7 separate regions of the Mus musculus genome follow, and regions 2, 3, 4, 5, 6 and 7 are each linked to region 1. A link is a loop called in an ENCODE intact Hi-C map of the cell type or tissue named here. Cell type or tissue: heart. All regions are shown on one strand. Each heading gives the region's core, and the rest is flanking DNA. Links, peaks and the distances in the headings are about the cores only. Region 1 holds the start of Jun (jun proto-oncogene). Region 2 overlaps Fggy (FGGY carbohydrate kinase domain containing). Region 3 overlaps Junos (a long non-coding RNA gene). Region 4 overlaps Fggy (FGGY carbohydrate kinase domain containing). Region 5 overlaps Junos (a long non-coding RNA gene). Region 6 overlaps Junos (a long non-coding RNA gene). Region 7 has its middle 99 kb from the start of Gm12707.

The links. Peaks named below come from ENCODE experiments on the same cell type or tissue, not always from the same donor. Only the 100,000 strongest peaks of a DNase experiment are listed, where the experiment ranks them.
Region 2: it touches region 1 in a loop (2.7-fold over the local background); 7 of 42 quality-filtered maps call a loop at or near these places.
Region 3: it touches region 1 in a loop (6-fold over the local background); 25 of 42 quality-filtered maps call a loop at or near these places.
Region 4: a loop joins it to region 1, with 5 times the contacts of the local background. A loop is called at or near these places in 24 of 42 quality-filtered maps.
Region 5: a loop joins it to region 1, with 2.6 times the contacts of the local background. A loop is called at or near these places in 6 of 42 quality-filtered maps.
Region 6: a loop joins it to region 1, with 8 times the contacts of the local background. A loop is called at or near these places in 25 of 42 quality-filtered maps.
Region 7: it touches region 1 in a loop (2.8-fold over the local background); 7 of 42 quality-filtered maps call a loop at or near these places.

What each region holds. Positions count from the first base shown.
Region 1 is chr4:95,050,740-95,055,290 of GRCm38, forward strand. It overlaps Jun (jun proto-oncogene), which reads right to left and starts at 1,483. Exons shown (of 1, transcript NM_010591.2): 1 at 1-1,483. The coding sequence starts at 532. Junos (a long non-coding RNA gene) reads left to right here and starts at 1,578. Exons shown (of 5, transcript XR_867920.3): 1 at 1,578-1,643. In heart, for the core only: CTCF peaks have their summits at 1,075 and 2,631; DNase peaks (open chromatin) are centred at 1,552, 2,602 and 3,202; H3K4me3 peaks cover 3,055 bases; H3K27ac peaks cover 3,455 bases.
Region 2 is chr4:95,634,957-95,638,956 of GRCm38, forward strand. All of the region lies in intron 5 of Fggy (FGGY carbohydrate kinase domain containing), which reads left to right. Among named protein-coding and RNA genes, the nearest start is that of Fggy, 79 kb to the left of the region's middle. In heart, for the core only: a CTCF peak has its summit at 2,073; a DNase peak (open chromatin) is centred at 2,085; H3K27ac peaks cover 406 bases.
Region 3 is chr4:95,152,332-95,156,882 of GRCm38, forward strand. It overlaps Junos (a long non-coding RNA gene), which reads left to right. Exons shown (of 5, transcript XR_867920.3): 3 at 1,261-1,304. Among named protein-coding and RNA genes, the nearest start is that of Gm12708, 39 kb to the right of the region's middle. In heart, for the core only: no CTCF peak of the experiment used is centred there; DNase peaks (open chromatin) are centred at 600, 1,780 and 2,250; H3K4me3 peaks cover 632 bases; H3K27ac peaks cover 3,488 bases.
Region 4 is chr4:95,869,359-95,873,358 of GRCm38, forward strand. The region is part of intron 14 of Fggy (FGGY carbohydrate kinase domain containing); the gene reads left to right. Among named protein-coding and RNA genes, the nearest start is that of Hook1, 96 kb to the right of the region's middle. In heart, for the core only: a CTCF peak has its summit at 2,066; no DNase peak of the experiment used is centred there.
Region 5 is chr4:95,106,465-95,111,015 of GRCm38, forward strand. The region is part of intron 1 of Junos (a long non-coding RNA gene); the gene reads left to right. Among named protein-coding and RNA genes, the nearest start is that of Junos, 56 kb to the left of the region's middle. In heart, for the core only: no CTCF peak of the experiment used is centred there; a DNase peak (open chromatin) is centred at 2,547; H3K27ac peaks cover 590 bases.
Region 6 is chr4:95,158,516-95,163,066 of GRCm38, forward strand. Junos (a long non-coding RNA gene) reads left to right here. Exons shown (of 5, transcript XR_867920.3): 4 at 2,676-2,940. Among named protein-coding and RNA genes, the nearest start is that of Gm12708, 33 kb to the right of the region's middle. In heart, for the core only: CTCF peaks have their summits at 2,550 and 3,117; DNase peaks (open chromatin) are centred at 2,926 and 4,186; H3K4me3 peaks cover 1,409 bases; H3K27ac peaks cover 3,435 bases.
Region 7 is chr4:95,383,893-95,388,443 of GRCm38, forward strand. No RefSeq gene overlaps it. Among named protein-coding and RNA genes, the nearest start is that of Gm12707, 99 kb to the right of the region's middle. In heart, for the core only: no CTCF peak of the experiment used is centred there; a DNase peak (open chromatin) is centred at 1,779; H3K27ac peaks cover 1,496 bases.

The DNA.
Region 1 (4,551 bases), core at 274-4,273:
GGTTGAAGTTGCTGAGGTTGGCGTAGACCGGAGGCTCACTGTGCAGGCTGGCGCTGTAGCCACCACCGCCGCCAGCGCCTGCTACTGAGGCCACCGCGGGAGCCACCATGCCCGCCCCGCTGACCGGCTGTGCCGCGGAGGTGACACTGGGAAGCGTGTTCTGGCTATGCAGTTCAGCCAGGGCGCGCACGAAGCCCTCGGCGAAGCCCTCCTGCTCGTCGGTCACGTTCTTGGGGCACAAGAACTGGGTGGGGGTCGGTGTAGTGGTGATGTGCCCATTGCTGGACTGGATGATCAGGCGCTCCAGCTCCGGCGACGCCAGCTTGAGCAGCCCGACGTCGGGCGACGTGAGAAGGTCCGAGTTCTTGGCGCGGAGGTGCGGCTTCAGACTGCCCACCGGGTCGGCCAGGTTCAAGGTCATGCTCTGTTTTAGGATCTTAGGGTTACTGTAGCCGTAGGCACCGCTCTCGGACTGGAGGAACGAGGCGTTGAGGGCATCGTCGTAGAAGGTCGTTTCCATCTTTGCAGTCATAGAACGGTCCGTCACTTCACGCGGGGTTAGCCTGGGCTGTGCGCAGAAGTTTCGGGGCCGCAACAGCGCGCCGGGAAGCGGGGGGATACCCGCGCGTCCCCGCTTCTGTAACAAAGTTTGTTTAGGAGCGTGCGCTCCAGACGGCAGTGCTTCCCCCTGAGCCCTCCTCCCCAGTTCGCTCCAGGGAGCGCAGGGTTAAGACTCCGCTAGCACTCACGTTGGTAGGCTCCCGCGCGATGCCGAGCTTTGAAAAGTCGCGGTCACTCACGGAGCGCTCTCGGGGAGCAGCGGTTCCTTGGAGCCCGCAGACCAGTCCCAGCAACAGCGGCTCTCCGGCGGTGCTGACCAGTCGTCACGGAATTCTCGGTGGAAGCCCGCGATCGGGCTCTGCCGCCCGGCCTCCGACAACTGTCCCCTCCTCCGCTGTGAGGGGGAGGGGGACGCTAGGCAGCCGCGGCTAGCGCTCGCCCAACTTCAGCCGCCTGTGCGAACTGGTATGAGTATAGGTTCCTCTTCTCCCTTTTCTTTACAGTCTCGGTGGCAGCCTTAAGGCGCAGAAGAGATTTGCAAAAGTTCGCTCCCGGCCACTTGTTACCGGTCCTCTGGGTCAGGAAAGTTGCTGGCCGGTAGCCGCTCGCCTATTTCCTCGCGCGGTCGGGAGCCGCTCTCGATGCTGTCAGCAGCGCCCGGACTTGTGAGCTTCTTCTCCGTGGAAGGCGGGAGAAGGGACTCTCCAAATGCTCCCCAAAATACCGGTGCAGGAGCCGCGGGCGCTGGATCCAAGCAGTTGGTGAGAAAATGAAGACAAACGGATGAACAGTCCGGAGTCCGCGGCCGACCGGGTTGGCCAAGTCCGTCCGTCTGTCTGTCTGTCTGCCTGAGCGCTCTCCTGCCAGGCTGTCTCTGCCACACTCAGTGCAACTCTGAGTCCTTATCCAGCCTGAGCTCAACACTTATCTGCTACCAGTCAATCCCTAAAAATAGCCCATGATGTCACCCCGAGGCTTTCCCATTGGCTTGCGTCGTTCTCAGGGGGGCGGGCCCACCCGTCGCCATGGAGACCTCACCCTAGAAGATTCTTCTCTGGGCCCGCGAAGGCTCACGGGATGAGGTAATGCTCCGCTGCGCTCCTACAGTTGGGCCCTTCTTTCTCCTCCTCCCCCCCCCCCCTCCCGCGCTCAGCTTCGGCTTGTGTTCCCGGGTTCCCTCCCCGGCGCGTCTTTCCCGGCCCGCCCGGTGCATTGTGGGCTGACGTCTTGGTTTGGCTGTCTAGTGACGGAGGCTGCCGGTCGGCAGGACCCTTGCGGAGTCTGTCGGAGGCGGGCTCAAGTTCAGGGCTGGGGACTGGGACCGAGACGCGGGGATCCAGAAAGCAGGGGAGGCGCGCTAGTGGCCGGGGGCGGAGAGCTTGGGTGGGAGTGAAGGTTGCACACAGGCGCGCGCCCGCGCGCGGGCACACACACACACACACACACGCACGCACGCCCGAGAAAGGGCTGAATGATCTGAGTGACTGAAGCTGGCTCCGCACCCCCGCACTTCCGGGGGACAGAGCGATGCGGGTTAAAAGGGTTGTGTGCGCCCTGGGTGTGGGAGCACGTAAGTGCGTTGAAGTTGAGCGGGTTTGAGAGTAGCCCTCCAAGATGAGTATGCTTGGAAGTTTAGTTTCGGAGAAGGATCTGCGCCGCAGTGTGCTGTACCTGGAAACCAGAGATTTGCGGTGTTCGGAACCGACTCATCAGGGTCCCCGGCACAACACTTTATTCTCTGGACGTGCCGGGGGAGGGGTGTTCGCTTTGCCTCCGAGGGACCCCTCCTCTAGGTGTGAAAGATGCTAGCCCAGCGCCCATGGGGTGTCGAAAGCAACATATAAAGGTTCGAAACTCAGGAAACCTCGGCGATCGCCTGCGCTAGCACATACACACGGTCCCGCGCACACTCAGTCTGCGCCCGCCCTTCCTCCCTCCCTGATTTGCTTCTGGGAAAACAAGCCTTGAGAGCTGCGGACTCGCCCCAAGTCACGGTGCTTAAGCAGGAGTCCCTGGTAGAAACAGGCTGAAAACTCCCCTCCCCGCTCACTGGTGGAGTCATATCCTGTGCGGCCTCTAGGAAGCGCTAGACACATGTAAGTTATTTCTTTTCTAAGGTTCTGCTATCAGCCCTCCACCCTCCACCCCTCAGGACTAAAGAGGTGGCAAGCTTGGTTCTCCCAGGGCATAAGGGCAAATCTCAGAACTTCTCTGAGCTTTATTGGTCTCATCTAGAAGTAGAGCGAATGAGGTCCACTACACCGGGCTGCCAGGCATTAGTTTTGACTCTGAGAATAGCCCCCTTCCCTACCAGCTTCGGAGTTACCCTGGGCCGTCGGTGGGGTGGGGGTGGGGTGATTTGGAGGATCCTGGGTTGAGATTTGGCAGGAGCCCGTAAGCAAGATAGAAAAAGGACCGGGAGCCAACTCTTCCCTTAAGCCTCCCTTCAGCCTAGGACTTGAAGTTTGAAGTTGGACCTAGAAAGGTTCTAATTTGGACTTTGCTGCCTCAGAACTCAGCTCAGGGTTTGTACCCTGAAGCCTTAAGATATTTTGCCTTTTGAGTATTCAGAACCCAATAGCAGCTGGTATCGGTGGGAAACCCGCCAGCTCTTTTTCACTGCCGGCTGCAGAGGGTAACTGGCTGCTACCAGTCAAGCGCTGACCTTGGTGGGGGCAGGGTAGAGCAGGGTTTCTGTGAAGTCTAGAGCCATTTACTTCCCCCAAATGGAAACCGAGTTCCTCTGTCCGCAGCCCTATTTTTTTTTTTTTTTTTTTTTTTTTTTTTTTTGCCAAGGAGCTCATACTTAACATGATTTATGATAACAGTAATAAAATAAGTTTCGTCCACTAAACACCACCTATCTGCCAGTTACTCCAAGCAGTTTAAGTATGCTGTTTTCTTCTCACAGTTATCTTAAGAAGCATACATTTTTACCTAGACTTTACATGGGAGGAAACTATCCCAGAAAGTCCATGCGTCTTGCTCAGGGTATACAGACAGCTGGAAAGTGATCTCAGGTCTGTGTTACATCCCTTTGTATTTTTTTCTACTCTGGCAAACTTTCCCTTAAAGTCTTAGTTATTTGCTCGGAAATTGGTGCTGATGGCATAGACTTTGTTTTGTTGTTCCTGTATTTAGAAACTCCCAGATCTAGGCCCTCGTGTAATTATGTATCTTTTGCCCAAGGGTTCTGTGCATCTTCTGCCTCCTGTGGCTTAAGAGGCTGATTTCCTACTTAGGTAAAGAAATAGCAGTTTCATCCAAGGCGAAACAGATCCCTGCTCTTGTTAATGCTGCTGCTTGGATCATAAACTTCCTCTTTGCCTGGGAGAAGGTTTTTTTTTTTTTTTTTGTTTTTTGTTTTTTTTTTTTTTCTCCACAACCCAGCTTCTGCTCTTTTTAGCCATATCGTGCTGGAAGCTCAGTTGGGAAGGGCTGGGGTATGCCACCCTAAAGAAGAACCCAACATCCCAAAGGCTGATGAATGTTTGTTTCTTGCTTCCTCCAATTACTTGCCCACTGTGGCTATGCAGGGAGCCCTGTCGGCTTTGACTAAAGGGGGAACTTAGCAAAACACTGGCTCTTAGAGTATTGACCTAGAAGTGGCACCCATCGTTTCTCATGCCACTGTCAAAAGCCAGTCACTTGGCCATGCCTGAGAGTGAGGGTCTGAAAGGGGTCCTTCCTGCATTCTTTCCTTCTAAAGAGGAATCAGCTGAAAACACCCTTCAGTTACAGCATAAAGTTTACATCCAGGCTTTGAGAGGTAGTGAATAGAGACCACATCAGGTCCAAATGTGTGCCTTCCTCTGAGGTAGAGCTACCCTGCACCCCATTCAACATGTATAATAGGGCGGAGACAGAGGTTTGCTTGGCGAGGGAAGGAACAGAGATCCCAGTAAATGATAGAACTTGAGTATTTTCAGGACCTCTCCCCAGCCAGTCCACTTCTGCAAGTAAAGCCTGGTTCTGCTTGGTGTTTGTTTT
Region 2 (4,000 bases), core at 1-4,000, 580 kb after region 1:
CAACTACTGGAAAAGGGGCCGTTCCAACTCTGTTGCCTGCTTGTGGATCCTGCTCCCCTAACTGGGCTGTCTTGCTTGGCTTCGGTGGAAGGATGTACCTAGTCCTGCAGTGACTTGAGGTGCCAGGGAGGGTTGGTACCCAGGGGAGACCAGCCCCTTCTCAGAAGTGAAAGAGAATGGGGGGGATAATGGGGTGGAGCACTGTGAAGAGGGGATTAGGAGGAGAGGTAGGGCTGTGATTGAGATGTAAAGTGAATAAATAAATAAATTAATGGGAAAAAAGAGGCTTAAAGAATAAGAAACCAGACTGTATTGTGCCAGCCAGCGGTAGGAGTGGCTGTGAGGGTTAGAATGCCTTTTCATCCATGCCTAAGAAAGCCCCAGTTCTTTGGAACTTCAGTTCTACTGCTGTCCTGTGTAGACACTAGCACCTATCTCTGTGGGTACATGGAGGCAGGGAGGTTAGAGGGCTTCTTTCAGTGTTTGGAAGTTGAGCAAATCTAAGTGCAAAAGTTTGCCTTCAGATGTAGTTGCCATGTGACTTCAGTGCCAGTGAGGTGCACCCATTGTTGAGATCCACTAGTCTATAATGCTCAGGTTCTAGAAGGTTCTTTGCCAGGTTCTCTGCTCTATACATCTAGACATAAATCCTGTGGATAGAGCATGGCAGAAATTCTAACTGAGAAGCCATATGGCTTTTCCTCTACTTAACCTTTTGTCTTTTTTCTGAAGCCTCAGATCATCTCTTAAATGTATTTCCATTTGTTATTTTAATTTGGCAAAGTGAAATAGTCTCAGAATTTGGTTCCTCGCTTGCAAATGGATATGATGGTATACTCTCTGTTGACAGTCTTGGAACTATGAACATGATACTGAAATCAGAAGTATTTTACCCTGAGGTTGAAACCAAGGGACAAGGTTGCATGGTCAGTATGACCTTTGGGCTGTAACTTGATTAGGGGTACCTTTTCTTGAAACCAGGTCTCCATAGAATGGATTTCTTTGTAAACTCTTCAGTTAGTTTGTATCCAGGGTGGACCCCTCTGCCAGTGGACTGTTTCTTGGATGATAATTGGATCTTCTGATTATTTTGTCTTTATTATTTTATTCTGGTTGCTTTCAGATTCATCCTGTCTCATTATAGGTGTTAGCATCTTGTACTGGAATCTATGATATAGCAAGGCTCCAACAGTGTGGTTGTGTTCAAGATGGGTTACAGGATGCAGAAGGGAGGTGGAGGGGAGCTTGAAGGACTTGCCCCATACCATGGGTCCTGACCCTTGTGCAGATGTAATAATCTAGTGAAAGGACTTCCACCATTCACCCCTTTGGATTTTTTTCTTAGGCTCTTTCCCTTAGAAATGGGTAGTTAAGGTTTAATTGTAGAATTAGACCTCTGGAACTCAACTTTACATGGAAATTCTGACCCTTCCTTCTCTTCTTTCTCTTCCCCTTCTGTATAGTTTCTTTTTAAAAATTTATATACCTCCTTTTTGCTGTGTTTCTTTTCCTTCTCTCTCAAGGGCCTTTGAAAAAATATTTAAATGTTATTAAGAAACTGCTATCAGGGATTCCTTTGTTCTAAAGTCATTTAGAAGATGGCTTTCATTTTTGTTAATGAATAAAAAAATGTCAACCTGTATGTTAGAATGTGCCAAGCAGTGCATCCATTAGTGAAAACTCTCAGCTTTGAATATTGCCTGGCTCTTACTCCTTTCAGAAGTCAGGCCTTCTCCCCGGGTTCTGTAAAGGTCTTTAGCTCATCCATCCTCCTAGATTTCTTTCTGGTTCTTATCTAGAGTGTAGCCTGCTGTTTAAAACGTAATATCTTCCCAATGCCACTTTACCTGTTTGTACCCTTACCTCATCCCTAACCCCCATCCTTGCTTCTTAGGAAACCTCAGTTTTCTATAAGCTGAGCTGGAGATAGTTTCAAAGAGGTGCTTGGACTTTAATTAGTATGGAAACCCCTTCTGCTTGAGGGTTTGCCCTGCAGTCTCTCTGGAAGTCAGGTTGATTCCAGTAGGGAGGGGAGGGAGGCTCTGAACTAGATGTGCTCCTGGCGGCCAGCCCTGGAGACTCGGAGCTCTGAGCCAACCATGAAGTCATTTTTGAATTTAAGGCGTCTTTTTAATCCAAGGCAGTGTCTCTTAATTTGACAAAGGAAAAGCTGCAGGATAAGCAACTCTCACTGAGAGCTCTGTGGCTGGGTGCTTGTAAGTCTACATTGTGCTGAGGAGACGTGGCCATGTGGGAGAATAGGTTTCTTTCCTTCTCTTTTTCCCTTCTCCCTTCTCCTTTCTTTTTCTCTTATTGGGCCAATTTAGCCCTGCAGTCTGGCCTCTGCAGTGGCTTGATGTGAAATTTGAGAAACATATGTAGTTTTCTATTTCAGGAAAATGATCTCAGGGATTGAATGTGGTTTTTTTTTTTTTTTTTTTTTTTTTTTTTTTTTTTTTGGCTGTTAAGCTCTGATCTTGCCCAGTGTGGGTTTTTTGATGATGGGAAAGAGGCTTCGAAGTGCTTCTTTATCAGAATTTCATGCAATAAAACTTTAGGGTTGGTTTCTTTACTTTGGCCCCTATCCCCACCCAGGCTCAAAACACAGTGTCATGTGTTCTGTTGAAGTGCAATGAAACACACATTGTTCCCATTACAATGGCTTCATTGCCTGGGTGCACACACATGAAGAGAAATGGCCACTGTGTCCCGTGTCTGTCCTTCACAAAAGCTATTTTAACTGTAATTCAGTGGAGGGCTAGGGGCTAGGGGCGGGGGGGGGGGGTGGGGTCTGTGTACTGTTTTACAGAAAGGAAAAGAGATCCCTTAGGGGAAAGCTTGCCTTTGTGTTGTTTTGGAAAAGAGATGGACTTCTGATATTTCAGTTCGAACCGTCTTCTGTGAGCTAGACCTCTCTCCTCTGACTGTCTGCAGCAGAACAAGGCATAGCCCCAGCTTCTGAGGAGCATCCCAGCCAGTGATGAGCAAAAGGCCACATGAGTAGGGTTCTATTCATTAATGGGAGTTGCTTTTTAAAGATAGTGGTGTGCTTTTCTGTCTGGGTATCTAGGGAATGTCTGGTGAAGTAGCAGGTAATAATGTACAGTGATAGGAGTCATTCCAGGACATACTAGAGATATAGAGTGAAACCTGTCTACACTAGACTGGATGGGCTGAGGGGCAGGACAGAAGAGAAAGCCAGTGAAGGGCTCGTCCTGTGGGAAAGGAACTACATTCTGGGATATTGTGCATTTGTCCTATGTGGTCCTGATAGTGTGCCAAGGAACATGTTCTGGCTCACACAGCTGCTACGGAACAGAGGCTGGGGCCCACCTAGGAATGCATGCATGGCTTCACAGCCATGCCTCTTACTGTGTCCCATCTTTTTTACAGAGAAGAAAATGTGGGATTTCTCGTTCCTTTTACACTGCACTCCTATTTACTTTCTTTGATGTCTTGTAGTGAATTGTCTCAAAGCCTCACCCTTTGTTGAAATTCTTTGCAAAGGTTTAAAGGATTGTCCAGCAGTGGTAGAGGTGGCCTTCAGTGAAACAAATGCAGAGCTTAAACATCAGGGTACTTCCCAAGGAGCTGAAGGGGTCGGCAACCTATAGGAGGAACAACAACATGAACTAACCAGTACCCCCAGAGCTCCTGTCTCTAGCTGCATATGTAGCAGAGGATGGCCTAGTCGGCCATCAATAGGAGGAGAGGCCCTTGGTCTTGTGAAAATTATATGCCCCAGTACAGGGGAATGCCAGGGCGAGGAAGTGGGAGTGGGTGGGTTGGGGAGCAGGTGGTGGTGGGGTATAGGGGACTTTCAGAGAGGAAACTAGGAAAGGGAATAGCATTTAAAATGTAAATAAAGAAAATATCTAATAAAAAAAAAAGAAAAAAATCAGGGTATTTCACTGTGTAGACTCATGTGGTACAGTCAGTTGTTGGTAGGGAAGGTTTGATGAGAATCACATTGTAGTCAGAGCATCTCTGTAGAAGCATT
Region 3 (4,551 bases), core at 210-4,209, 100 kb after region 1:
TCATACTCTCAAAGCAGCTTCAACATGGGACAGTGTGGATGCAACTCTTTGAGACCATAAAGGTAGACAAAAGTGAAATATTTTCTCATACTTGACTTCCCAGGGCTAAGAAGTAGCCAGGTCTCTGAGTTGCTGGCCCAGGGCCTGGAGTCCAGCATATATCCATGGAAAGGAGAGGAACTGAGGTGTGACCTCACGGGAAGAGCTCTACCCCTGTCTTCTGTACTGAATCCTCCCTTAGGATAAACGTGGGGGCTGATCTGGCTAGCGGCACAGCTGTGGGGAAGACAAGGTAAAGGAGGAAGTGGAGGAGAGGAAGAAACAAGGAGTTGGAGGAAGTGGGAAACAGGAGGAGGAAGAGTAGGTGGCCAGGAAGAGGAGGAGGAAGAGGAAATGCCTGTGGGAAAGAAACTGTCCCAACTAAACACCTAGAAGCTCTCAGCTGCTGAAGAAGTCCAGTCTGCAACCAGGAGGAGAAAGGCCACTTCCCCAGAGGATCTCTGAGACCTTGCCATTTGTATACACACATCTGAAGAGGGATCAGGTGGCACCAGTCTGCCTAGGTCACCTAGGTTTAGCTTCCCACTCAGCACTGCCAGCTTAGGGCTAGACTCTGGGAAGTCTGGTTCACTTGGGCCAAGTCTATGAGGACTGGTCTGGGTGATGCTCTCAGAAGCCAGACACATAAAGGGCCTGCTCTAGAAGTTAGAGACTGACCCAGACAAGCACATTTGAATATCTTCTGCAAGACTTCAGGACGGCAGGAGGATGGGTCAGAGCTGGAGGGGAAGGAATAAATGGCCTGACTAATGTTTTATGAATGTACATGGCCAAAGGACAATTTATTATTATTATTATTATTATTATTATTATTATTATTATTATTATTATTATTATTTTAATGTGTGCACACATGTGCACACATAGGCCAGAGAAGTGCATCAGGTGTCTTGCCTTCCTCTATCACATTCCTTTTGAAGTTTGAGAGACTGGGTCTCCCACTGAATCTAAAGCTTAACATTTCAGTTGGGTTGGCTGGCTAGCAAGCTCCTGGGCATGCCTGGCTTGGGGATTCAGAGTTTATCCACCGACTTAGAAGTGAATGATCTCTGAGCTAAAAGAATAAAGAAAGTATCCTTTGCTAAAAGTCTCCTTCAGGTAGACACTGGGAGAAGCATCAGAATTAGAGAAATGATTGCCGCGATCCTGGGTGTTGCATGCCTGGCACATGCTAGAGACTGTCCTATTAATACTTTACAGTCACCAGCCTGGAGAAGATCTACAGGAGAGCAGTATCACACCAGGTAAGAGTTGTAGGCAGAGCCAGCCGCTGGGCCTGCCGACTAGGGCCTGCAGTCCTTTGCCCCCTCACATTGGCAAGTTCTGAGGGTCTGTCTCCCTTTCTTGGAACAGCAGACAGCAGACAGCAGACAGCTCAGCAGGCCCTTGGCTTGGCTGCTGGAAAGGGCTCCCAGAAGGCCCCCCAGGCCATTGTAGCTGTAAGCAGCTTGTTTCCCAGTGCCCCAACACAGTTGATCCTCTGCAGGAAAAATTTCAGGTTTCTTTGCCTGGGGCAGTCCTGTAGCATACCCGATTGCAAATAGAGCCCAGGAGCTGATGGAGACTTAGGATAAGAGCTGGGAGGGAGGAAGGGAGGGCCAGGGGCAAAGTAAAGCGGGTGGGTGGGGCTGGCAGCCAGTGTTCCCTGGAGGGAGCAGGCAGGCTCAGGGGACCAGCTTCCTTGTAAACAGTGTAGAGCCAACTCTAAAAATACTCCTGCCCTAGACAGGGCGAACTCAGCTCTGCGGTCCTCTTCCAGAGCCTTCCCGGGGCCTCCCCCCTTTCCTGAAAGGTCAAGGGGATGGGAAGAAAGTCCCTTTGCAAAGGGTAGGATTTCCTCAGCAAGGCAGGCCCAGCGGTGCTTCCTTCCTCTGGAAAACAGAAGGAGGATAATCTCCGGTTTTACAAACAAGGATATGGAGGGAAACCTGGTTTTCCTGAACTGTCACGGGAGACCCGAGTTTACCTCGGGTTCAAGGATGGAACGTGATTCACAGCTGGAGCAAAGGGGGCCTGGAAAGGACCCCTGGGCAGTAGTCCTCAGCTCAGCTCGTGCCCTCATTAGGCCTCTGACCTATGAGTCAACCACCCGATGCCTCAGTTTCCACAATTATAGAAGAGGATAATCACAGTGCTTACTTTACTTGGCTACGGAGAAGGCCAAATGAAGTGCCCTTTTCACAGCTCTTTACACGGGGCCCGGCACGTGCTAAGCACGCAAAATGTGCTTATTATGCTTCGAGTAGAGATAATAACCGGAGATTTCGTTTTAATGGGGGAAACTAGCAGGGAGGCAGACTGGCGGTGTGCACGGGAGCAGGCTAAAGGGCCGAGCCTTGGAAGATTCAAACCTGTTATTTGACAGATGGGGAAACTGGTCCCAGGGAGCAAAAAGGAGATGCCCTAAAAACACTGTTAACCAATTCGATGCTGTCGGTTCAGTGTAAGAGAAAAGGGTGATGAAGACCACCATTTGTGCTGCGCCACAATGGGCAAGAGAGGTCCCTGGTCTACAGAGTATATTTATATGTGAAATGCTCTTTCTTAGGGAGACAGTGAGAACTATCCCAGGACTGAGTTCTGTAGTCGGGGAAAGGAGGAGACACTTGGCAGCATGTTGGACCCATTGAACAGGAAGACCCATCTTCACGTTGGTGGTAGTTGTAGACCATGCCTTTGTACCCAAGGATCATGGAAGGGAGATGTAGGCAGGAGGTGCTCAGTTTTACCTGCAGACAGATCTTCAGTCCTGTGCAGTCTGGTGCAGTAAACACTAGCCACATTAAACTTCTGACCACCAGATTTCAAAGGCTATTTTTAAAGAAGCCAGTGAAATGCCTTACTAATATTTTTAATGGGCTACAGGGTTGAAAGGATGGTTTCAGATCCATTGGGTTAATTAGCATTTCTTTTTTTCCTGTGTCTCCTAAGAAAATCTTGAAGCACACATGTGGCTTGCAACGTCTCTCTTTTGGGTGGCGGGGTTCCAAGTACTGCACACTAGTTCAGCATTAGGGCAGGCTCTGTCAGCAGGTGATAAGCCTCTCATCACTAGAGGTACAAGAAACAGGTTTTATGAGTGGGATTCTCATAGCTGGATGAATAAACTCTTTAGGCCCTCAGTTCAAGAGTCTGGTGTTTTGAGGAATACCTGTTTCTTGGGATATATTTTTAAAATGTTACCAAGAAAAAAAATGTTTGATGATAAATTTAATTCTTTTTTTGGAAATAAAGTTATATTCCTTTAAGGTAAGACTACCCAGAGCTTTTTAGATGTAGAAGTGTATTGTGGGTCTACATAAGGGTATGTAACACGTGAAGGTGTGTGTCTTTGCCAGTGACGCGTGCCCTATTGCCCTGTAATAAGTGGGTCACAGAGGCTTCTTTTCTCATACAGTAACCAGGAAATACTAAGTTCACTTCTTGAGAACCCTGCCTCATGTTCACAACAGACACACTTTCTGTTATGCTTCGCCCCTATCCTGGCAGTTTTATAGATGACCTTGTAACTGTTCTGACAGGAGATACTCTACAGGGAGCAGAGTCCCTCCCTTCTTGGTCCGTTGGACCATTGAGACAGTGCACCCAAGAACAAGAGTTTGCCTATGGACCTCACGTTGTAAGGGGAAGACTGAGGCTCTGTGCCAATGGAGGAGGAGCTTGTCTTCTCAGAAGAGCCACCATACAGTCCTGACTTTTCTGACCACATTCAAAAAGAGAGGGGCAGAAACAAGGATGGGTCGGTAATGGGTGACCTCCTTAGTTCTGCATGCCCCTTGCTCTCTCGTCCCTAGGCCTCATGTCGGAGGAGGTGGATTAGTAGGGTTGGCCCAAGGTACTGTAACTGGGCCTCTTTCCAATGTGGCCACATTAAATACATCTCTCTGCTTTTGGCTTTTTCTGTGTCTTGTCTCTTTACTGGTCCTACAGAGGACTGGTGACTAAGCCTTGCTTGTTAGGGCTTTTAGAGCTCAATCTTTGACCCTAACAGCACCTTGGATAGATTAGTTTACCTTCCTCTACTTAGAATAGCATTGACCATCATAGTCTATGAAGTCTATAGAAAATGTAGTGTGTCAGCTCATGTGTATTCAAAGAATGGTAGCTCCCATGAACTACAACCCAGAGAAGGGTAGTGGCTTTGCCAGGGTCAGATAAGAAATGAATGGTTGAATGAATCCTAGACTCTGGGTCTGTACACCCTCCAGGTTACACAATTCTCTTTGCTAAGAAAGGGCAGAGAAGTCTCCTTTGAGGTCAGAAACGATCACTCTCAAGTCGAGTTGACTTCTTAAGTCAAATCTATTTTATTTATTTATTTTTTGCTACTTCAAGAATGTATTTAATTTTTTCCCAAAAGAAAAATTCATAATTATAGTCAAATTGATTTTAAAGAGGAGACAAATATTTACTTATCTACTGGTTATTGTCCCAAGTCCTGGCCAAAGGAAGCCACAGCCAGGCCTGGCAGGCTCTGAAACCCCACCACAG
Region 4 (4,000 bases), core at 1-4,000, 820 kb after region 1:
CAATGTGTTCCAGATCCATCTATGTTGTAGTATGTGTTGGAATTCCTTCCTCCTTCTGATCTTCTGTGTGCCCCCATTATGACTGTCACAAATGAAGATGTTACTGAGCTTCTCATTAGAGCCACTTCTTTCTAGTGGCAGAGACAAATGGCCTGGTGGTAAAACTCAGCAGCAGTGGGACCTGGGACCTGAGAATTCAGACTCCCCTTCTAGTCTCATATATGACTAACACAGACAACGAATAGAATTTCATGCTGTGCTTTCCACCGGGACCCCAATTTCTCTTTAGCTGCTGCTCCGAGCCTCCGTTCAGCCTTGGGGAAGTTTGAGGTTACAGGTCTGAAAGGTGAGGTGTTGCCTTGGGTAGCCTTGTTTCTAGCCCAACTCCAAAATGCCCAGGTGAGCGTCTGAGGCAGTTCTTTGAGGGACAGGATAAACTAAGACCTTCACTTTAAAACTTGTCCTTTTTAAAAAAAAATTGTTTTGAATTGTTGACAGTTTTCTGTACCTATCTGGTTTAAACATGGTCTCCTAAACAGTGCGGTGGCATGATTACATGTTTGCCTGGGTTGTTCTGAAGCAGCAGAATATGACCATGTGTGACATTCAGATCACTCAAATGTCTTCTTCCAATATAAGACTTACTAAGCAAACTCACAGAGGGCAGCAGAATATGCCAACTGACCAAGCGGGTTCTGCAGGCCAGAGATAGCCCTTTTTTTTTCCCCCTATAAAAACACTCAGCAGCGCTAGGTGTGGTAACATGCAGGAGGCCTTGCCTGAAGGATCAGCATGAATCAAGGTCAGCCTTGGATACAGATGGAGTTTGAGGCTAGCCTGGGCTACAAAATGAGTTCTTGTCTCAAAAAAGAAAATGTGCAGGAGGGAGACTATCAACAAACAAACAAGCAGATAAACCACTTTGACTAGAGGTGTCTTTCTCTCTCTCTCTCTCTCTCTCTCTCTCTCTCTCTCTCTCTCTCTCTCTCTCTCTCTCTCTCTGTCTGTCTCCCTGGCCATTAAGAGCAATCCCTCCTTACAGTCCCTATCCTTGTTTACTGGCTAGTATTATTCCCAGGACAGTACCGATCCATCCCCCCCCCCCACCTCTGTTGACCACTAACACATCCCCTCTACTTCCTTTACTACCTCGTGGTTCAGGTGCCATTCACTGACCTCAGCTTTGATAAAGAAAAAATTTCGGATACAGAACCCTTCCTTGGTTCTGTGGAGCCGAGCATCTTTTTAAGGCTGGCTACTTGAGCTACTGCTCCGGACCTTCCCCTCTCCTTTCTTTGGATAACAGGACAGTGGTCCGCAAAGGGAAGCATCCGTTACCTTTCTCTTAGAGTTGAGTTCATTTTCCATTGCATGTTTCTGTTTAAACAGAAAGCCTTTTTAAAAGGGCTGAACACGCATTGAGTGTGCATGCTAAATGTTTAATATGTGTGTGCCCACAGCCAAGAGAACAGAGAAGCCTTAAGTAATAATGAAGCTGGATTATGCACGTTGTGTGCTTTACATGGCAGTGACTTCTAAATATACCCTTAACAGCCAGGTATTATTTAATACATCCCTATTAATCAAGCTGCCAAATCTAAATGAAAACCATGTTTAAATATATTTAATAAGATTATGGCTTTGAGGTGAGTAGCAAGCTAATGTTAGCTGCATTTATTTTCCTCCCAGCCAGGCCTCCTTCACTCTCTTGTGTTTTCATTCTGGAAGCTTCTTTCTCCGGTGAAGACAGTGTGATTACAAAGCGACTGGTACTGCAAACTTTCTGTGTGGATTTCATCTTAGTGAATAAATGGGAATGTTTTAAGAAAAGAAAACAACATCTGCAAATGGGAAATGAAATGTCATTTCTTCTTAGGGTGAGCCATTGAATTAAGGCGGAAATTAATAATCGCCATAGAGAAATGAGTTGTTTCTACCTTCTGCAATATAGTGTCTGCTTTTGGATCCGGTATCACTCTCGTAGTGTCTTGAGTTAAATGTTGTTACTTTTCCTTTTAATGGTTGGTTTTTTTGTTGGTTTTGCAATAGTGACACCCAGTGGCACTAATGAACATTGCAAGGGCTGCTAAATGCTGTCTTTCTAAAGCAATCCCATTCCTCCTTTGGAATAAAAAATATCTAGTTTCTTGAAGTTGAAGGAATAATTGAGTCTGGACAAGACAAAATTGCAGTTCCGTCTAGTAGGCTTCTCATTTGGTACAAAGAAGGGAAGTAACGAAGGACAGGACAGATGGGGAGGAGAGGGGTCACACATACCACCCCAGCAAACTTTCAAAGTTATTAGTGAAATACCATTGTACACCCCTGCTGTGTATAACTGTTCCTCTTATTGCAGCAGTGTGTGCACTGTCCCAGCCTTTGCCACAGGCATTCCCTGCAGCCTACAGAGAAATGGCTATTTGCTGGTGTTGCAACTGCTGTGATTTCTTGTTTCTCATATCTCCAGTCCTCTCTTCCTTCCATCTAGTTCTTTTGACTCATATTTACCCCTAAGAAGTTGTGTTTGGGACTTTTAGCCAATCATTCTCCCCATTAGCATATTTTCATCGGTTCCAGATTTTGAGCTCTTAACTTGCGCCTCCCCGCTTACATGTCTTAAAACTTTTAAATCTTTGATTAAAAAGTCGTATATGCCTATTACAAACATATTAAAAGTTTCTGACTACATAAACACTGAAAACAATCCCTATAAAATGTTCAACACTGCCTACTTTGAATTTAAAATAGGGAGCACATGTTTCACATCGTTCATTGTAGAAATTTCAAGCTTTGTTTTAAAAACCAAAAATACGTGCAATACACGCCATATATAATTCACAGAAGCAGAACACACAAACCCACCATATCTGTGCACACAGCGGTGTGGCAGATGCTGCTTCTGATGCTGTTTGCATGCTGGACACTCTTCTAATCGCTTTACATGAAACAACCCATGTAAGTTCCATAGCAAGGGTCAGGAACTACTATTATGGTTGTTCCACACATGTTGATGAAGTGTTTATGCATTGCAAAAGAACAATGTCAACATGCTCGGTCATAGGATTGTAATGAATTATGGGCAGGAAGGGCTATCATCAGGTCTTTAAATGTTTTGAAGTCAGTGTCACTGTCCTTAGTCTCTCTACCCAGCTCTACTCAAAACTCCGGTATCTCCTTTACCTTCTGGCACCAGCTTTCTGTGCTCTGAATGTCATCAGCCACAGAGCTTACATTCCACTGCCCAAGAAGCAGGCAATGAAGTAAGAGAAAATGAAGCAATGAAAAGAGCAAAGACAGGTTAGGGAGAGAGGATATGCAAAGCTGATGATAAGAGCAATGGGAGTCACCATCCTAATGAAGGATGCTTGGCAGGAACCCTCAGTGGCAGAGAAGACAAAGGCTCTGTGGTGACAGTATATTGATGAGTCTATAGAACAAACAAAACCCATGGAGGCTGGGGCATGCTGGTGCGGGGAGAGATGTGTACTCTCTTCCCTTTCAGCCCTTTGACGAAGTCTTATGCCCCAGACATTGACCATGATTTAGAATGGTAGTGTTCTGTGATATAGTCAAGAAAGGGGATGTAGGGGAAAGCATGCAGTTGAGAGAATTGGCCTAAGACATTGCTTCCAATACACATTCGCCCCTACCCTATGAATCGAGAGTAAGATGAACGTGAGGTATAATGAAGTCCTGCAGACTTAGGCACGCTGAGCACCTGAGAGCCCAGGTGGACCCTGGGTCACATTCTTCTCCAGACATGGTTTGTAAGTCTGTGTCTCTGGTCTGAATGCCAACTTCTCCGTCTCCTTTCTTTCTCTCATTCTCTTATTCAGTATACACTTCTTCATGGGCAGCCATCTGTGTTAGGCCTATTCTCTTCACAGAGTCAATCCTGGAGTGGACAGGCTCAGCAATGGTGTTTTGTTTTGTTTCAAGTTTTTGCCAGCATCGTAGAGAAGAAATACCATGAAACAGGCAGTGATAATAGTGTGCTAAA
Region 5 (4,551 bases), core at 279-4,278, 56 kb after region 1:
CCACTTCTTGTCTGTTCATTTCATCGGCACCCCTACACCTCCTTCCAGGATGTCAGAGGTTTCTCTGCGCATGAGCAGTAACTCCTCAGTGTGTGATCCTGTATACAGTACTCGTACGTATACAGTGCCGCAAGTGCACCCTGAACTGAATGTTATTCATGCCTTTTGGGATTGTTTGCATTTTCGAAAATGTCTCTGGGAAAATTGGAGAGTCCACATCAAGGACTGAACATCGATCCCAGCATCCTCCTAGTTCCCCGATGATAGGCTGTTTCTCCCCCTCCCCTCCCTTCCTCTATTCCTCATTTCTTTTAAATTTTGGCAAGGTTGCTCCTAAGTACTTTACAGTTCTTCATTGATTTCATTGTGATTTCCACTGTGTGACACAGGTACTGTCAGTATCCACACCATCCCACCTTCTAATAAACACCGGGCACAGAGTTGTCTGCCTAGGGACACACAGGATGGTGTCAGAAGAGTAAGAATGGCTATGTGAGCTGCAGGGCAATTCCAGGAAGTTAAAGGAGCTGCACTGAGCAGTCGAAAGGTGCTTTCGCATGTTTTGCTCCATTGGGCACTCAGATTCTCTGTGCGACACGGACCGTTTCACCTGTTGAAAGAGAATACAGAGTTTAGGGTTCCACACTAGGAAAGTGAGCAGAGCTTGAGAGCCAAGTTCACTGTGCCTCGCAAATTTCTAATGACTGAGGTGAGCACTGAGGAATTGGGGCTGACTGGCGCAAGGAAGAAGCTTTGAGGAGGAAACACTTTTTAAAGTATATTCTTTGACAGTTGAACAGTCTCGAACAGTCTCTCCCTGTCCCTCTCCCTGTCCCTCTCCCTCTCCCTGTCCCTGTCCCTGTCCCTGTCCCTCTCCCTGTCCCTCTCCCTCTCTCTCCTCCCCTCCTCTCCCCCTTCTCCCCCCTCTCTGCCTCCCCCTCTCTCCTCTTCCTTTTCCTCTCTTCTCCTCCCCCTCCCTTTCCCTCCCCCCTCCCAGCATGTGAGAGGATGTATGTCTGTGTGTTAGTCATAAAATTAGTTCTCAGAAACTTGAGGTTTTAATAAAACATGAAAAACATTTTTACTAGCACCCTCCCTTCCCTCTGGGATCTTAGGTGCTACACAGTATACGGAAATGTAATCCATATGTTTGATTATTCATCCTTCCATCATCAAAAATATTGTTGATTCTTTGAGAAACATTTGATTTTCTGGATGTCATTCTCTTTTAGAGTTTAGAGGAAGAGTCTTTTTTTCCCCTCTCAGCTACTAGTTTATTTTCGTTGACTGTCACTTTGTAACATTTGACTGGGGTGAACAAGTGGTCGCTAGACAACCCCACAGTTTCCTGTGGACTTTTAACCCAATGATAAAAGCAGACATGCATGTTTTTTAGTCTCAGTGCTTTCAAATGTGGCAAGGAGGGAAAGTAATATTTGTAGAATGCCTGCTTTGCAAAGGAATCACCTTTGTCCTCCATGAAGAGGCAGATAGAGAGCATGGTATGGGGGGTAACATCTAATTGGTATTCTTGTGAAGTCGAAGTCACCACTCCTCTTTTAAGGGCATCATAGATGCTGCAAGAGTCAAGTTTCCCACATACAAGACTAGGATTGTCTTTCCTCTAAGCTCAACCATTTTCACTGCCAGCTAAGTACATGCACAGCTCCAGGAAGAACTGAACAGTGCCCCCACCCTGCCCATCTTAGCTTCCCGAAGCTGAGGAAAAACTTCAAGAGAAGAGAGGGTTAAGTAGGTAGGGTTGTTTCTCAGATGGTGTTGTGTGCATTGCATTATGTGTTATTATTGGAAGTTTTAACAGTAGCACAGTAGTAGCAATAATAATAATAATAATAATAATAATAATAATAAATAAGGCCAAAAAAAGCAAAGTAGCTAAGGAAGGGTCTGAGTCTGCGGAGGATACTCCGAGCCAAGGGCTGGAGAAGCTGATGCAGAGAACCTGACACAAATGGATCCTGTTTCAGATCTCGGGGGCAGCTCCCCGGCCCCTCCTGCAGCCCACTTCCCTCGGCTTTCACTGCCCTACTGTCATTATGTTCTGGACTCTTTTTAATTCGGAGGCGATGGGGGCCACATCCTGCCATCAATTTGGGGCTGACTTCAATGAGCATTCTGTGCAGGGCCATTGCGGCAGGATGCAGCTTTCTCCTGGTGGGCCCTGATACAATAGGGTTTTCTACTGAAATCAATGGATTAATTGCAAAGGCTCCACTCGGAACCATAAGGAGAAGCATTGTTTTTCCACAGCCCACAGTCTGGCCATCAGGCCTTGCCAAACTTCATTTTTGAAAAGCCAGGAAAACAGTTTTGTAAAGAGGGGCTGGGGGGTGGAAGGGCACAGGGGAGTCCTTTGGCTCATCTTAGTAAAGGTCAGAAACAATTACAGTGAGAATTCAGAAAGCGCGTTTGTTCTCTGACTGTGGCTCTGTCTGGAAAATTCCAGCCAGAAACAATTGTCTGTCCCTCTTCCAGCCCTCCCTTCCTCCATAGGCTCTTTCCACCCAGGCCCCACCCATCATCTTATTCTACCTTCAGCCAAGCTGTACCCTGAAAACAGCCTCAGACGTCTGGCCACTGGAGTGGTCAAAGGGCTCGTCTGCATTCAATGGGATTAGGCATTCTGGAAAGGAGGAGGCGTAGATTATGGACTTTTCTGAAGCAGAGAACTGCATGTGTCTGGAAGAAAGGGTAGGGAAAGCTGTGTGGGCCGAGTCCCACAAGTGACTCCCGTGTTCTCCACGGAGGATGGACTGAGCTGGTTGTAGGATTTGGGTTGAGCTGCCTGGATGGGGAGATGTGGAAGCTTCCGTGGTTGTGCACCTCACAATGCCGGGGATCTTGGTGTGGAAAGTTCAACTAGACAGTTCTTCACAAGCGCCCATGGGTTCCTTTTAAGTTCCTACCTCACCAATACACATCGTCTTCTCTAAATAAGTATGTAAGTGATAGGTGAGACATTATAAGCCCTGGTGGTGAGTTTTACTTGCATTTTACAGGTGAGACAGCCTGTCATGGCGAAGGAGGAAGCACTCCCCTTAAATTGTTGATTTCAGACTAATGACAAGAGAGGACCTAGGAAACCTGAGATCCCTTCAGCTCCATTCAGACACAGAGTGCCAACGTCTGCAGCCAGCCTCACTGAGCATGGCATCTGCCATGTAGATGGTGCTCAAAAATATTTGTTACATATATATATATATATATATATATATATATATATATATACACATATATACATATATACACACATATATATAGATATATAATACATATACATATGTATATATGTACATATACATATATACACATTATATATATATATATATATATGTTTTCCCCCTAGGGCATGTGGGGCCTCAATCCCTCTCTGTCTGCCTGGTCATGTTACCACTATTGGCTGGTTCAGTTTGTTTTTCAATCCTTTGAGAAGATTCTTCTGATGCAGTTGGTTTCAGCTAGACTGACTGATCCTGTCCCACACTGGTTTCCTCACCTCCATCTTTCTCCTCTCTGCCTCACTTGTAGCAATCTTCTTTTTCAAAACTTAATAATAGAATAAGGGGCACATGAAGTTGAAGAAAATTGTATAGTTTCATTGTAATACCTTAGCATCTGAGCACAATGCGGGCCCCAGGGCCTCAGCATGATAACATTGGAACCAGGTGCTTACAGGAAGGCTTCTTCCCGTCCTTAGAAAGCTGTGCGAGGGGCAGGGTACCACACTGGTTATTATACAGCAACCATGGCCCAACAAGACCAACCCTGGATGCTAAACCATGATACAGAGAGCTTTTTGACTTGTCACATAGGCTTTGAGAGGCAGAGTGTTACTGCCCCCCCCCCCCAGGGCATGGCAGAAGACACTGGAATCAGAAGAGGTCAGGGGGTTTCAGGGTGGTATGGCCAATTAACAAGACACCAGAGTCTCGTGTAGCCAGGATTCTAAGCAAGACTTCCATCACTGCCTTGATGGGGCCTCATTTTCTCAGCCTGACCTAGGCTCCCTGGCTACCTAGGATCAGAGTCAGTTTCTGCCCCATTCCCTCCCCCGCACCCCATTTAGGCTCTCATGGAGTGGCCCTAGAGGTGAAGCACTTCCAGTATAGAGCTTGGTTTGTTCTGGCACACTTCTTTCCCCTGAAATCTCAAATGTAGGCTGTCAAGATTCAGTGACACCCAATCTGTTAGTTGGGACTGGAAAGTGGAATGCTGTGTGCAAGGATGGAACAACAGGAGAAAGGTTTATAGCCAACTCCCAAAACCTCTTCAGAGAAACAGAAAACAAACAAACAAACAACAGAAGTCCTGCGGAGACAGCTCAGTCAGTTAACAATTATCCAGCAAGTGTGAGGACCTGAGCTCAATCCTCAGAAGTCACGTTTAAAAGGTAAGATATAGCAGTGCCAGCACCGGGCCACCTTGGGTGCCAAGTCGGCAGACACCCCCACAGTCCCTAGAGGACTCTTCATGCGATCTTAGGATCACTGATGAGCAGAGCACAACTTCTGTTTTAATCCAATCGTGCAG
Region 6 (4,551 bases), core at 247-4,246, 110 kb after region 1:
ATAGTACCCCAATTAACTGGCTAATTGATTCCAAAGCCAATTCTAACCACTGCTCTTAAGAGTTTGAAAAAAATGCTCACGTGGGCTTTGGACGATTTATTATTCATATTTTTACATAAGGACTCTCTCAGTCACACGAGAAACCTACACATGAAATCATGGATTAGCTCTTGCTTTCAATTTCCTTGGAATGTTTGTTGGTTTTAAAAGGGCTCTCTTTCAAAAGTGTCCTTATTAATTAAATCAACCAGTCAGCCGCATTCCCTGCTTCTAACTCAGCACTCAAGTTTAAACTTGGTTCGGGAGTCAGCTTTCCAACCTTGGCTTAAGGGGCATTAGTCACTCTGAGCAAAATATGGCATCTGAACAGCTGTCTTGGGTACTGAGCGTCCAGGCCTATGTGTCTGGAGAACAGACAAAGGGGGTAGGTGTGGAAGGGAGGCAAGTTTAATTTCTGAATATATATATGTTCTGCACCCCAGGCTTTTTACAAAGAATATCTCTTGATTTTCTCAACAGGTCATGAGTGTGTTCTGCCTTCCCCATTATAACAAGGTCAAGATTGGTCAAAGACCATCCTGTTAACAAGGGGTAGAGCTGGGGCTAGAGTACAAACACTGACTCCTCTGCAGTCTTTCCTGTGTGCTGTCATGTATGTATACATGTATGTATACATCTGTGTGCTGTCATGTATGTATACATCTGCCCTAAACTTCTGACCCCCAAATACAGTGCTTTTATTCCAAGATCCAGATGGCAAAACAGAAACTCAAAAATGCGATATTCTCCACATAAACTAAACACAGACTCTGGACTCGAATTTCACAGTCCTGGGAGGATTACTTCACCTATCATCCATCCATCAGCACCAATCCACCTACCCACTCACCCATCCACCCACCCTCTTACCCACCCACTCACCCCCTCACCCATCCACCCACCCCCTCACCCATCCACCCACCCTCTTACCCACCCACTCACCCCCTCACCCATCCACCCACCCCCTCACCCATCCACCCACTCATTCACCCTCCACCCACCCACTCACCCATTCACCCACCCACTCACCCATCCACCCACCCCCTCACCCATCCACCCACCCCCTCACCCATCCACCCACCCCCTCACCCATCCACCCACCCCCTCACCCATCCACCCACCCACTCACCCATCCACCCACTCACTCAAGAGAGTGTCAAGAGCTCACCCTGCTCTGGGGACTGCCTGGTTTCTTAGAGATGGGGCAAATTGTAGATAGTCCCCACTCTTTAAGAACTTGTAGTCGAATAAAGAAGGAAAACACACCACATTAGACAACCTAATTGGAGCATGAAGGGTCCTCTAAGGTACTATGAAAGAGATGGGAACATAGAAGACAAAGCATCCAATTACCTTGCCAATAAAGCAAGGGAGGTTCCAGAAAGGAGGTGACATTGGACTATAAATACACACTCTCCCAGAAGAGAAAGGGGGAGGAAGGTTTCTCTAGGCAGAGAGCACCAAAGCACTGCTGCGCACACACCGAATCCCTGCCACCTGCTTAAAGCACCGTCTCTAATGCCTAGAATTCTGTGGACTAGGTATTATCCATAACACTTCACAGAATAGGAGCATAGGCACACAGAGGTTAAGTACTTGGCCCGTGGTTAGAGGTCTGCTAAGACAGGCCTTGAAGTCAACTCTTGAAACCTGGTTTCAAAGGTCATCCTCTTAGACACTCACTCACTGAGAACTGAGTGGGGGCCATCTGTTAGGAGTTTCTTGTGAGGAGGGACACATAAACAGGAAGCAAGCCATGGGCTCTTCCTGTAGGCTTTCTCCACGCAGCCTTATGCTGCTAATCTCAGGAACTTGGACTTGCTAGATCCATAACAGAATTAATACTCTCTCTATCTCTTTCTCTCTCTCCCCCCTCTCTCTCTAGCTCATGTACAGAGGCAAGATTCTCTCTCTACTTATGAGGCCACAGAAGAGAAAGACACCTTTATTTACTTTTGACTGAAAACATTATCTGTCTACTGTAGACACACCTGTATCTTTGGTTAGTTGGATGTCAGTATCTGAGTTGTTCGATTTCTGTGTCCAACAGTTTGGGTAATGCATGAGGACATAGCCTTTGTTCGTCTCCTTTGCCACCCCCTGAGTGCCCAGCATAGCACTTGGCCACAACTGGTACTTAGACATTTCCAGTGAATATTTACTGAAAATGTGTTGAGTGACTTCTGGGTTTTGATTAATTATTTAGGAAGCAAATTGTGGGTTTATTTGCTTTGCTAGTAAGAGGACGTAGCTGAAGGAACTCTGAAGGTGAAAGAGACCTTTGTCTTAAGTCAGTGGTTTACAAAGTGCTTTTCTAAGTTTGCCTTCTGGATTCTAATTCAGCTACTGTCCCGCTCAAGCTTTCTGAGGTCATCACATCAGTGTTGGGAGACAGCAAGTTTGAGTCCCTATCCATTCTCATCCTTTACACCCTCTCGGATCGCCTGATCTCCTTCAGTCTGTGCCTAAACACTGTGAAGGAAGAAAGTTCATAAACTCATAGGGCACACTGTCCCCCTATCGGATGGGCAAGGACAGTACCACTGTCAACATGTCCTGAGCGCTTCTTGGGTACTAGGTTCGGTCCCTGTCGCCAAACATAATGACCAGACATTATTTTCTTTCTCCTCTCCTAGCTCTAAGACTCACGCCCTACTCTCCTGCCCTCCACTGCTCGCCCCGGGCTCTCCGGCCGCCACCGCCTGCCCCGCCCGCGCTTCGCCACCCCAGCCTCCCGCACCAGACGCCGGCTGCTCCTGCGCTCCCACGCCCGCGCACCTCGCTCTCCCAGCCCCGCGCTCCCACACCCGGCGCGGAGGAGGCGGGCGCCCGGGGCGAGGGCAGGGCGGCCACGTCAGCGGCGCCGGCTCGCTCCGCCCTCCGCGGGCCTCCCCATAGAAGGTAAAGCCTGGGCAGAGCCCGCGGGCGTCCTCAGGCTGGCAGCTCGGGCTGCTGGTTTCAGTTTCTGAAGAGCTAGGCCTTGAGCAAACACTGGCTGGCGGGAGGAGGGTGTTGGACGCCTTCCCAACAGATAATGTGATTCCCTGCCGCTGGGAGCCACCCACGGTGGGAAGGGGCAGCGCAGGGACCTGCGCAGGACAGCCACGGTCCTGGGCGGCTGGGGGAGCCTGAGCTCGGACCCTTCTTCCTCATCTGTAAGGCTGCCCCTCTCTCCGTGGACACTTAAAATGTTTGCTTTCTTTCTGAGAAAGAAACAGAGGGAGATCGCCAAGACCAACATGAACTCCAAACTCAGGGCATTCCTCACTCTACTCTGACCTTTTTGTAGATGCACTTTTTTTTTTCTTCTCAAAGGCCAGACCTATCCCTACCCAGCGGGTGACCTGTGTACATTTCCTAACTTCTCTGTCTCATTATCCTCACCCATAAAATGGGAGTAATGATACTTATCTTTAGATACGCTCCGAGGGTTAGATTAGCTATAGATTATACATATTAAGCACTTAGTGCCTTCAATCAGCAGTAATTAACATTATTATTAATTGTATTGTTATGGCGTATGACTAATCATGAGATAGATTCTTAGTGCTTCTGGGAGCATAAGTAAAAATATGCTCATTTAAAAAATTTTATTGAGGGAGGGAGTTTTATGAGGTGAATATAAAGAGTAGCACTGAGTCAGGATATAGTCGTGCATGTGTCTCATTTCATAAAGAAACTTGGAAAGCCGGCATTATGTCCACTGTACAGGTGAGGACTCTGAAGCTTCCAGAAGTCACTGGCTCATCTCAGACTCTGGGTCAGTATCTAATTTTTCTCTCTTTCTTTGAGACTTGTCCTTATATAGCCTAGAATAGTCTCTAACTCACCAAGTAGCTGGGGATAGCCTTGAACTCCTTAAAAAAAAAAAACAAAAAAACCAAATATTTCGTTTCCTCTTTCTCCCCCTCCTGCTCCTCCCCCACTTCGTGCGTGCGTGCTTGTGTGTGTGTGTGTTTGCCCAAGGAGTTCAAAAGACAGGAACTGGAATTAGAGGCTGTTAGGTGCTGCCCTATGCTGGTTGCTGGGAGGAGAGCATAGGTCCTCTGGGAGATCAGCAAGAGCTCTAATCTGCTGAGTCATCTCCCCAACTCCCAGACTTGAACTCGTGATCTTCCTGCCTCGTTAGCCTAAGTGTCACACACCTAGCTCTCTCTCCTCCAGTGACCACACCCCACCCCAGCAGGGTCACACCTGTTTGCCTCAGCAAAGGTACCTCCTTTCCTTTGCATAGCCTCCCATCCTCCCCGCATAGCCTCCCATCCTCCCTTTCGCCAAGCTCTTCAACCTGGAGAAAACCTAGTCAAGTCTGGATGCCAGAAGAAGGCCACTGTCTGCTCCAGGAGACTTTCTGATCCACCCCCACCACCTCCACCCCTCTTCTGCTGCCTGCAGCCCAGGCTGTACAGACTTGTTGTCACCACCATGTCTCTGTTTGTACTGTGCCTCCTCTCAGTAGGCCTCCACAGCTGACCGGTGCTGTCTACAGTCTTAGGACCACCCCCTCCCAGG
Region 7 (4,551 bases), core at 228-4,227, 330 kb after region 1:
GATGAGAGCAGATAAGGCCACTTTTATGTAATACATCACTTACATGTTGATGCTGTTGAGGAAGACAACAAGGTTGCAGCTGTGGGACATTCTGCACAAGACAATGGTGGCTATAATGTTGAGGGTTGCTTTGTTCTTTAGACCTATTTAGTTTTATGTAAGTATGCCGTCACTGTCTTCATACACACCAGAAAAGGGCATCAGATTCCACTATGGATGGTTGTGAGCCACCATGTGGTTGCTGGGAATTAAACTCACAATTTTTGGAAGACTAGTCAGTGTGCTTAACCACTGAGAGATCTCTCCAGTCCCCTGATGTTGAGATTTTCTGTAGGGAGGCTCCAGACACATTTCAGAATCCCCAGTTCTGACTTCTTTGTACTGGAAACAGTGAGACTATAGGTCCAGTCCCCTCTTCTTGAAAATCTATAATTGGCCAGGGACCAATATATAGGTTCAGGAAGACAGCAATGCGACAAAATTTACAGACTGTAGTGATCAGTAAACTATGAAAAATAAATTTGGGCCACTTCCATCCTAGATGTAATGAGCCACATCTCTGAAAAGCAAGGTCTTCGTTTTGATAAGCTCCTGACCAATCCCATAGATACTAAAGTTTGAAGCTCATTTGCAGCATCTAAAGCGTCATTGCTCACTGATTATCCTTCCCTTCATTTGACAAGCTGATGGTATTCCTGAGCTGGGCGCTAGCACTAAATGGTTTGTGTGCATGGACCCATCCAGTCCTTCCAACAGGTGTAGGCTGAAGTTGTAACTAACTTCACCCTTCCAGCCAGACTAAGAAAAACATACATTTCACATGCTTACATGTGATAAGTGTACGCAAGGGAGTACAGTAAAGAGACGGCTTACATGACTGTACAGTAAAGAGACGGCCTACATGACTGTTACATTAGGGAAAAGGTTTTTAATGGAAAATATCTAGAGGCATTTGGGAGAGTCCAGAGCAGAGAGAAAGAGACTGGACATGACCAGAGATAGGGAAGCAAGAAAGTATACAGGAGATGAAAGCAAGAGTTAGAGAACAAAGCATATTGAGAGAGCAAGAGGATAGCAAGAAATAGGGAGAGAGATAGTTGGGGGATAGAGAGTAGCAAGTGTAGGAATAGAGATGGAGAGAGTGGAGGAGAAGTAGCTGGAGGGGAGGGAGGGAAGGGCAGGATGCTAGCATAGACTAGGAAAGGTGAGACATGTACTTGTGATACTGAGGAAGCCTGATGGCCAGCATGCACTTTGATATGCTGATTGGCACCACAGGTAGCCATATGTCCCATCTGCAAGAGCTAAGGAAAATGATTTATTTTGGCAGATCAAAATCAGTTTTGCAAGATCCCCAGGAATGCTGGCTTTTATCTACCCTTCACAAATCCTTCTATAGGCCACTGAGCTCATTTCTGCATACTTGGATTGCCTGAGACCTAACATTCCAGCCTTTTGTTGATGATAAAGTGCAACAGGTCCCTCCCTTCTATAACTGCTTCTCCGCTGGGCAGGGCCATGGTCAGAGGTAGGAAAGTCTAGGAAGGCTAGAATATGAGTCGAAATTAGGGAGCAGGAATTGTAGGTGCTAAGGGCCCAAGGAACACCGGAGGATAGCCTTGGAGTCGGCCCTTGGAAGCTGTACTTTGCAAGCAAGTTCTCTTTCACTGGACTGGACAGGCTCACCAGGTAGAGGGCTTCTTCGGCAGGATAACTTGGGGCTGGCAAAGTGTAGGCCATTTCAGAGCAGTCATCGGGGCTGCCTTTGGGTTCCTGGATGGTGTCAGCTGACTGGAAATCTGCTGGGACAGATACAGACTGGGGACAAAGGTCTGTGATCTGCACTGCAATCGTCATTGTGGAGAAAGAAGTTAATACGTGTCTGTAAACAGTGACAGCAGACGTCTGGATCGGAGCCATAGCAAAACAAGGCTGAAACGCTATCAACAGAATAGTAGCATAAACATTTCTTTTTTTTTTTTGTAACATGACAGAAATTTCTCAGCAGGAAAGAGAACAAAGAGGAAGAAGAGCTTGAGGCTATATATAGACTGGACAGAGATGTTTTTAGCACAAGAGGTACTTTTAAGTCTATATTTAGAAAACAACCAAAGGAAATTTAAATTTTTGGGGCGAGTGACCATCATAACAATTGCTTAGAGTAGATTAATAACCTAACAGAACCCCAGTGAGTAATGTTAAACTTTGCATTTTGAAGCCTTAACATCATGTATCACCTTTAAGTCTCATTTTTTCTTTTAACTTAACCTTAGATCCCTTTCCTCAGGCCTTCATGACTTACCTAGACTTTCAACATTCCCCTCCCCCACAAATCTGGAAGCGTTCAGTCATTTTCTGTGAGGCACAGATGCTTGAATACTAAAAGCAGTCCCTGGAAAAGCAAGTTCTATCTTTAAAAAGAAACAGTAAAAAGTAAATTTTTAGTCAATAACAGCAGCATGGTAGCTTGATTTCTGTCTTTCATGGAACCTGTTTTGAGAGTTTATCTTTTGCAGTGTGAAGCCTGTCAGTAAGATAAACTTGCCTCTGAGTTTGCTTTTCTCAGCAGGAGACCTTGTAGCTCTAAGGGAAGCAAAGCATTTAGGAAATGGGTTGGCCAGCTAGATGCAGCCTTGGTGGGAGGAGCCAGGTAAGTCAGCTGTTGTTGCCAAACTGATGAAGCTAGGGCTTGCCACCATTACCATCACAAAGATCTGAGAAAAATAAATACATTTGAGCAAAAAGTACAAACCAAGTGGCCGCTGTATTAATTAAGAACAACAGAGACACCTCATTGGGTAGCTCAGTGGAGCCGGCCCAAGGGCATGAGAGCAGGAAAGCCAACCCTGCCCATTGCTAGCTGTGGCATTGGGTGAGCTAGCCAGTGTTGGAGAGCTTGCTCTGGTGGTGTAGGTATGGGAGAGCTGGGGGGTTAACCAACTCAGCTTTCACCCAGTCCCAGATCCAGGGCTTTGAGTTGGCCCACCTCAGCAGCTACTTCAGCTATGAACTTATGGAACAAAAGAAGGAGCTGTCCCATAGATATAAAGCTAAAGAATCTCCATGACACAGGGCAGCAAGAGGATATCAGAGAGGAGTCCCAGTGACGATCCGGTATTGATAATGGAGGCTTCGATCCAGACCAGTGACTCACTGTGATGAATATTTGCAAAGGGTGTACAATGGCACACACTGTGACACATTAAAGCCTCCATGATGTTTGTTTGTTTTCTGTTGTTTGTTGTTTTTGTTTTTCTTTTGAAGGGGGATGTTCCAAGGGTGGAGAGAGGATAGGAAGGGACAGGGAGGTGAATAGGACTGTAGCGTATGATATGAAATTCACAAAGGATTGATATTTTTTTTTAACGGCAGACTTACTCCCTATCTGGACAGACAGCCTGGGATCCTCCATGGTGATCTTGATGGCTTTGTTTGTCAGTCATCTGCCACCTCAAAGGACAGTACTAAGTTTTTAAATGCCACACAGAGCAGCGTCAGCTTTCAGGCACCAGACCCAGAAGCTCTGAGAGATTTTTTTCTGTGGAGAAAAAACTTTTGGGATTGCCCTACCTTGAGGAGGCAGAGGAGCAGTCTGCCCAGTAGTGTCTATAGTTTGGGAAGGGCCAGACAGTAGGCAGGCGAGGCACGATATAGTCTTTTACTTAGTACTCAATGTTACTACACTCAAAGCAAACTCCAGGTGGAGTCTGTTGCTGCCTGTCTTCTTTTGGAGGTAGACTTAGCTGCTGCTACCAGAAGCTACTATTTCTATTAGGGGAAGTCTGTTTATTAAATACCTTCAATGTCATATTCATCAGATCTCTGAGTAGTTTGAGAGCCATCATCTAATTTATTAAGTATAGCTGACTTTAAGCAAACTTTACTTTGTTTTAGTTACTTGCTTTAGGCTTAACATTGACAACATATACAGAAGGTTAAAGTTTATCCCAATAGATGAATTTTATATTTGTATTTAGCATGACTGCAAAGCATAGTTCTGAGCACATTGAGGAATTTGATCATTTATAAGTTGACTGACCATTAACTTAAATGCCTTAGTTATCTTTACCAGTTTACAATAAGTTACTTGTTTTTATAAGATTAGGATTTTACAGTTTTATTCCTATTAAAATTTGAAGATTCAACTGAAGATCCTTTAGCATCAAAAGAAAACTTTAAACTATAAATACAGTTCACAGAGAGATCGAGTACTTTATTTTCCCAATCCTTTTATAGCATACCATTACAGCATATTTGATAGTTTTAGTGTGATGCAATTTATCTAAATAGCTAAAATTTAACATAGAAAAGCAATACAAAGATGCTATACATATACCTTCATGTTAGTTTCTGCTACCTTGAGTAGACCTTAGGAATGTATAAACTTTAATCGTTAGATATAAGTTATTAGTATGTTCTATTTTATATAAACAAGAATTGAGTCCAAGGTATGTGTAAATCGTTTGCTATAGCAAATCTAGTTTTTAAACAGAAGTTGAATCTGTGTTACGTACAAGCATGCTGCTCTAAATTAAGATTATCTGTGTAAAG